Linked DNA regions of Homo sapiens: region 1 is linked to region 2. The links are chromatin loops, found by intact Hi-C in ENCODE. Cell type or tissue: endothelial cell of umbilical vein. All regions are shown on one strand. Each heading gives the region's core, and the rest is flanking DNA. Links, peaks and the distances in the headings are about the cores only.

Region 1 (2,924 bases), core at 124-2,623, 51 kb before region 2:
GTTGTTGATGCACTTTTGTCAAAAGTCAGTTGAGCATATTTGTGTGGGTCTGTTTCAGTCTGTTTCTGGGTTCTCCGTTAGCACGCAGTCTTGATTCCTGTAGCTGTGTAAGTCTGAAATAAGGTAGACTGATTTCTCCCACTTTATTCTTCTCTCCCCCAGATTTTTAGCTATTCTAGTTCTGTGCCTCTCTGTGTAAGTTTTAGAATCGTCTTATCTATATTTACAAATAATTTTGCTGGGATTCGAGAGGAATTACATTAAATGTTTATATCGATTTAGGGAGAATTGATAGCTTTACTATGTTGAGTCTTCTAACTCATGTACATAGTATTTCTCTTCATTTCTCTCTTTTTTTTTGAAGACGGAATGTCGCTTTGTCACCCAGGCTGGAGTTCAATAGCATGATCTCAGCTCACCGCAGCCTCCACCTCCCTGGTTCAAGCGATTCTCCTACCCCAGCCTCCTGAGTAGTTGGGATTACAGGCATGTGCCACCACGCCCGGCTAATTTTTTGTATTTTTAGTAGACACAGGGTTTCTCCATGTTGGTCAAGCTGGTCTTGAACTCCCAACCTCAGGTGATCCACCCGTCTCAGTCTCCCGAAGTGTTGGGATTACAGGCGTGAGCCACCATGCCCGGCCCAGACCTTTTTTTTAATAGAAGAGGATATTAAAATTCAGGGAAGTGGCTGGGCGCAGTGGCTCACACCTGTAATCCCAGCACTTTGGGAGGCCCAGATGGATGGATCATGAGGTCAAGAGATTGAGACCATCCTGGCCAACACCGTAAAACCCCATCTCTGCTAAAAATACAGGAAATTAGCTGGGCTTGGTGGCATGCGCCTGTAGTCCCAACTACTTGGGAGGCTGAGGCAGGAGGATCACTTGAACCTGAGAGGTGGAGGTTGCAGTAAGCTGAGATCGCGCCACTGCACTCCAGCCTGGCGACAGAGTGAGACTCTGTCTAAAAAAAAAAAAACACCTCAGGGAAGTTTAGTGTCTCGCTTAAGGAATCACAGCTAGTGATTGTGAGATCTGCTCTGTGTCATATTGTCCCTGCCATTATCTCCACCATGCTCCTTATTAGGAATTGCATCATTTTATGATTCAGGAGATCCTGGCTGTATAATTAGTTATTGTTGACTGAGATAGTGGATCTTGAAATAGTGTTGAGTACAGTCCACTGACTGCCTTTTCATCTCCCGAGAAACACAGCCATAATTTTCCACTTCTTCAGTTATCCTTACCTTTTAAGTGGTGACCAAATCTTTGCAATTCCTGTCCGCATTTGTCATTTCCTGTTTTAGCTACAATGCTTCTGAACTTTTTTTCTCATTCCTTCTCAGTTTTTCTTCAGTGAGGATAATTTTCGTATCTAAGAGGCTTCTCATTTGTTTTACTTTCTGTCTTGAAGTTGTGATTCTTAATTCTTTCTTGATCTTTTTTTTTTTTTTTTTTTGAGGCGGAGTCTTGCTCTGTCACCCAGGCTAGAGTGCAGTGGCGCGATCTCGGCAGTGAAAAGACTCAGTTCCCATGCTGCTTCCTCTGAAGCTTTCCCAGAGAACCCCAGCCCCTGGCAGCCAGGCTGCTTCTCATTTGGTATTTGGTCATATGCTACCTTGCAGTACCTCCTAATTTATGTTTTTGTATTGTTAACCTTTTGCATCAAGTAAACTCTGCATTTTTTTCGTCCTTAATTAAATGATCTGTTTTCTGGAAGAGCAACCTGTATTATTCTTTGTATCCTCCATAGCCATACTCATATATCTTTGAGGACAGGCATTATTTTTTTATATGGAAAGTATGTTATCTTGGACAATTTTATTCTTGCTGAATGTTAAATGAATAAATTATAAATGCTTGCAGGCAGCCAGGAGCTGTTTGTTCATCTACACTTATGTTCTAATGAAGCCCCACTTTCCCTAGGCTGAAACACTGATAGTGTCATACTTTTCAGATAGTCCCAGACCGATTTTCATTATAACATAGTGCCAGGTTATGTTTGGATTAATTGATTGATTGATTGATATATTTTGGTCTGTGGGAAAGAAGGAGAAGGATGCTCTTAAATTTTTATAATCTACTGCAGGATAGAGTCCCTCTCTTCAAGAATACATACAGGACCCTTGCTTTCAACCATATTAATGTGATTTATCTCTGCTTTAGATTTTGAGCATTCCTAGTATAAAATGCCTGATGCGCAAAGCTTTTGTAATGAGAACTTTAATTCTTACACTTTCTTCTGATAATATCTGGAAGGTTGATTTAGATAATGCTTTATTTAGAAAATTTAATTTTTTTTTAGGATTTGTATCTACTACTGATTTAAGGATTTTGGAGGAGGAATCATGTATCTCATAGTCATAATGACGAAAGTAAAATATTTTAAATTCTAATGTTAAATACCTTAAAACAAATATGATTTAATAGCTTGGGATATAGCACTTATACTTTGTTGGTATTACTTTTAGTAAATAGGCTACCTGGTCAGGCTCCCTGGTCTGTGCCAGGTAGGATGGGCTCCCCAGCCCCTCCTCACTAGTTTCAGCCTAAGATCATATGACCAAGGAACTTACCAAAGATAAGGTAGAAATGTGGCTATTCTCTGATTTCCTTTACCTTCCTCCCTTAAGAATCAGATCAAGTTTATCCTGCCCTCTGTGTGGTCTGTATTTATGGGGATAGCAAGAAAGTCCTATTGTCTTAGAGTGCGTGTTACATAGAAAGAGTTCACAAATTGTGAAATATTAGGTAGGGAGTATATTGATGGATACCTTGAATGTTCTGTGAGTGTCCATGAGAAAACTGTATCCCAGTCTCTCATGGACAAATAGAAGCTGTGCATGGTGACATTTTTCCTTAGCTGCATATATACTATTTGGCAGGAACATTGCCTTGAGCTCTAAATTAGTCCAGAATTAC
Region 2 (2,924 bases), core at 231-2,730:
TGGCTAACACGGTGAAACCCCATCTCTACTAAAAATACAAAAAATTAGCTGGGCGTGGTGGCGGGCACCTGTAGTCCCGGCTACTTGGGAGGCTGAGGCAGGAGAATGGCGTGAACCTAGGAGGCAGAGCTTGCGGTGAGCCAAGATCATGCCACTGCACTCCAGCCTGGGTGACAGAGCGAGACCCCATCTTAAAAGACAAAAAAAAAAAAAAAAAAAAGGCATTGGTTGGAGGCTACATAGGTCTGGACTTGCAGATTTGAAGGGAAGGCCTGCAACAGGTAGAAACCATTTTTGTTCCAGCTCTGGGAGTGGAATGAATGAACTGAAACCATTGCCAGCCTTTTTTGTTCACTGCTCACAATTCATAGTCCAGGGAAAGAATGTCCAGTAGGCCTGATGTAGGTCATGTTCCCATCTCTTGTTTAGGAGTGAGTGTGAACCTGATTAATTGTCCCACAAGACTGTATCCCATGGGGGAGAGGTAGCCCCCAAAAAGGTAATGAGGATAATGGATACTGGTACCAAGAGGAAAGGACTCAATGATAGGTAGTCAGAAATCATAGATTGCCCATCACATCCATTTGCTGAGCATTTCTTCAGGTTGGGAAGCATCTGATCACTGATCACACAAAGAAGGGGAAATTAGAAAGGGAGATTCTTCAGCTTAGGTCAGGCTACGGACTGGGTGGGAGCAGTGGCTGGAAGAAACTCAGTAAGTTTAGGTCAGGCTACAGAGTGAGTGGGAGCAGTGGCTCACTATTGTCTTCCTAAGAGAGTAGACCTTTCTACTGTATTTCTGGATCACTTGGGTAAAGTTGAGGCAAAATGTCTCTTCTGGTTCTTTGTCATATGTGATTAAATGATTTGATAAGGCTTTTGTAGCTCATTATAGTCTGATGTATTAGGAAGCTTTTATTTTTTATAGTTTCAAGAAGTTATATCTGGCCAGGCGTGGTGGCTTATGCCTGTAATTTCAGTACTTTGGGAGGCCAAGGTGGGTGGATCACCTGAGGTCAGGAGTTCAAGACCAGCCTGGCCAACATGGTGAAACCCTGTCTGTACTAAAAATACAAAAATTAGCCGGGTGTGGTGGCGGACACCTATAAGCCCAGCTATGTGGGAGGCTGAGGCAGGAGAATTGCTTGAACCCAGGAGGTGGAGGCTGCAGTGAGCTGAGATCGCACCACTGCACTCCAGCCTGGGCAACAGAGCGAGACTCCATCTCAAAAAAAAAAAGAATTTATATCTGTTTTCTCGGGAGTCTTTTCCTATTTAATTTGGTAGTTGTTGTAATTTGGTTGGCATGTAAAATCTGTCCCTCAGTATTATATCTATCTAGCAGTAAAGACAAGTTACGCAAACCTGTTGGGTGACCTTTATGTGACTGTACTTCCTGGCCCTCTTTGTTGCCAGAACTTCCGTTTGTTTTTCCACTTACACTTTATTGAATGGGTATGCTGAGTCATGGTGGGTATCCTAATCTACCAGCACCAATCGCAGGCTTGTCACGAGGCCCACGTAAATAGCACTATAGTCATAGTTTAATTAACTGATCTTAACATTTTATATTAATTATTTCAACCATTGGAAACATGCCTTTATAAAACTCTTTAAATCCCCAAGTTTAATAATTAAAGATTAACCTAACTAATCTCTTTCCCACAGTTAATCACCTTTAACTTTTTAGCACAAAATCACTGTCATTGAAGTATTGTGGGACCTGTAGCTTTGAAAGGAAGATGTATGCTTAGTAGTTTAGAGTTGTTTAAGTATTTGACGTAATTTTAGTAAAACTTCATGTCTTTGGAATTCTCAAGAACTAAATAGTTCTTCAGGTAGTCTATAGTAGACTTGGAAAAAGTTCACTAGGCTTATCGGAACTGTACTTGAAACACAAACATGTCCCAATTGAAGGAAAGGACTTTTCTTGATGACATGAGCATCTGAGATTTTTTTCTTTCTTTCTCTTTAGTTTTCAACTTTAAATCAGTGAGATTTGCAACAACAGTAGTATGTTGGCATTAAATATTCATGTCAGGCCAGGTGCAGTCGTTCACGCCTGTAATCCCAACACTATGGGAGGCCAGAAAGGTGGATCACTTAAGCTTTGGAGTTTGAGACCAGCCTAGGTAACATGGCAAAACTCTGTCTCTACAAAGAATACAGAAATTAACCAGCTGTGGTGGCATGCTCATATAGTCCCAGCTACTTGGGTGGTAGAGGCAGGATGATCCAGCCTGGATGACAGTGAGACCCCGTCTCAAAAAAAAAAAAAAAGAAAATTATGACAGCAAGCTACTTTTATGCTAGAAAAGGGAATAGTATAGCAAGAAAATGTTTTTATTTTTATTTAATAAATCTATGATAAGAAACAATGATTGCATTAGTTTTAGAATACTAACTTTATAGACCATTCTCTTTCAGATCTGACTTTCTTTACCACCTTTTGAAAAATAGTACAAGTTTCTTTACTTGAAATTGGCCTTGTAAGTTTACATTGTCAGAAGTTGGAAAGCAGCACGATGAGATGCAAAATATGCAGAAGCAGTCCATTACTTTCTCCTGCTGAGACACCACATTGGGGCAATCTGATTTGTGGTAGTTGGGAATATGGACTTTGGAACAAGTCTAATCTGGTTCAAATCCCAGCTTTTTACTTTTCAGCTATGTTTCTTTGGGCAGATTACTCTCTGTGCTTTAGTTTTCTTATTTAGAATGTCAGGGCTTGTTCTTCAGGGTTGCTGTGGGAATTAAATAGTCAACATAAAGGAGTCCAGAAGAGTACCCTGCCAGTAGCAGATACTCAACAAATGTTAGGTCTCTTCTCTTCACCAGGTAGATATATTTTCCTTGTGAACAACTCAAGTGCTTGTATAGATTAATGAAGCATTGTTTTAAAAAACTTATGTTTGTTATGCATT

What was found. Peaks named below come from ENCODE experiments on the same cell type or tissue, not always from the same donor. Only the 100,000 strongest peaks of a DNase experiment are listed, where the experiment ranks them.
Region 1: a loop joins it to region 2, with 4 times the contacts of the local background. A loop is called at or near these places in 40 of 110 quality-filtered maps.

The regions. Positions count from the first base shown.
Region 1 is chr2:109,608,153-109,611,076 of GRCh38, reverse strand. All of the region lies in intron 1 of SEPTIN10 (septin 10), which reads left to right. It also overlaps a transcript of RANBP2 not described here. Among named protein-coding and RNA genes, the nearest start is that of SEPTIN10, 4.4 kb to the left of the region's middle. In endothelial cell of umbilical vein, for the core only: no CTCF peak of the experiment used is centred there; a DNase peak (open chromatin) is centred at 1,296; H3K4me3 peaks cover 404 bases; H3K27ac peaks cover 2,500 bases.
Region 2 is chr2:109,557,208-109,560,131 of GRCh38, reverse strand. All of the region lies in intron 8 of SEPTIN10 (septin 10), which reads left to right. It also overlaps a transcript of RANBP2 not described here. Among named protein-coding and RNA genes, the nearest start is that of SEPTIN10, 55 kb to the left of the region's middle. RefSeq lists an enhancer at 1,226-1,520. In endothelial cell of umbilical vein, for the core only: no CTCF peak of the experiment used is centred there; a DNase peak (open chromatin) is centred at 1,431; H3K27ac peaks cover 2,035 bases.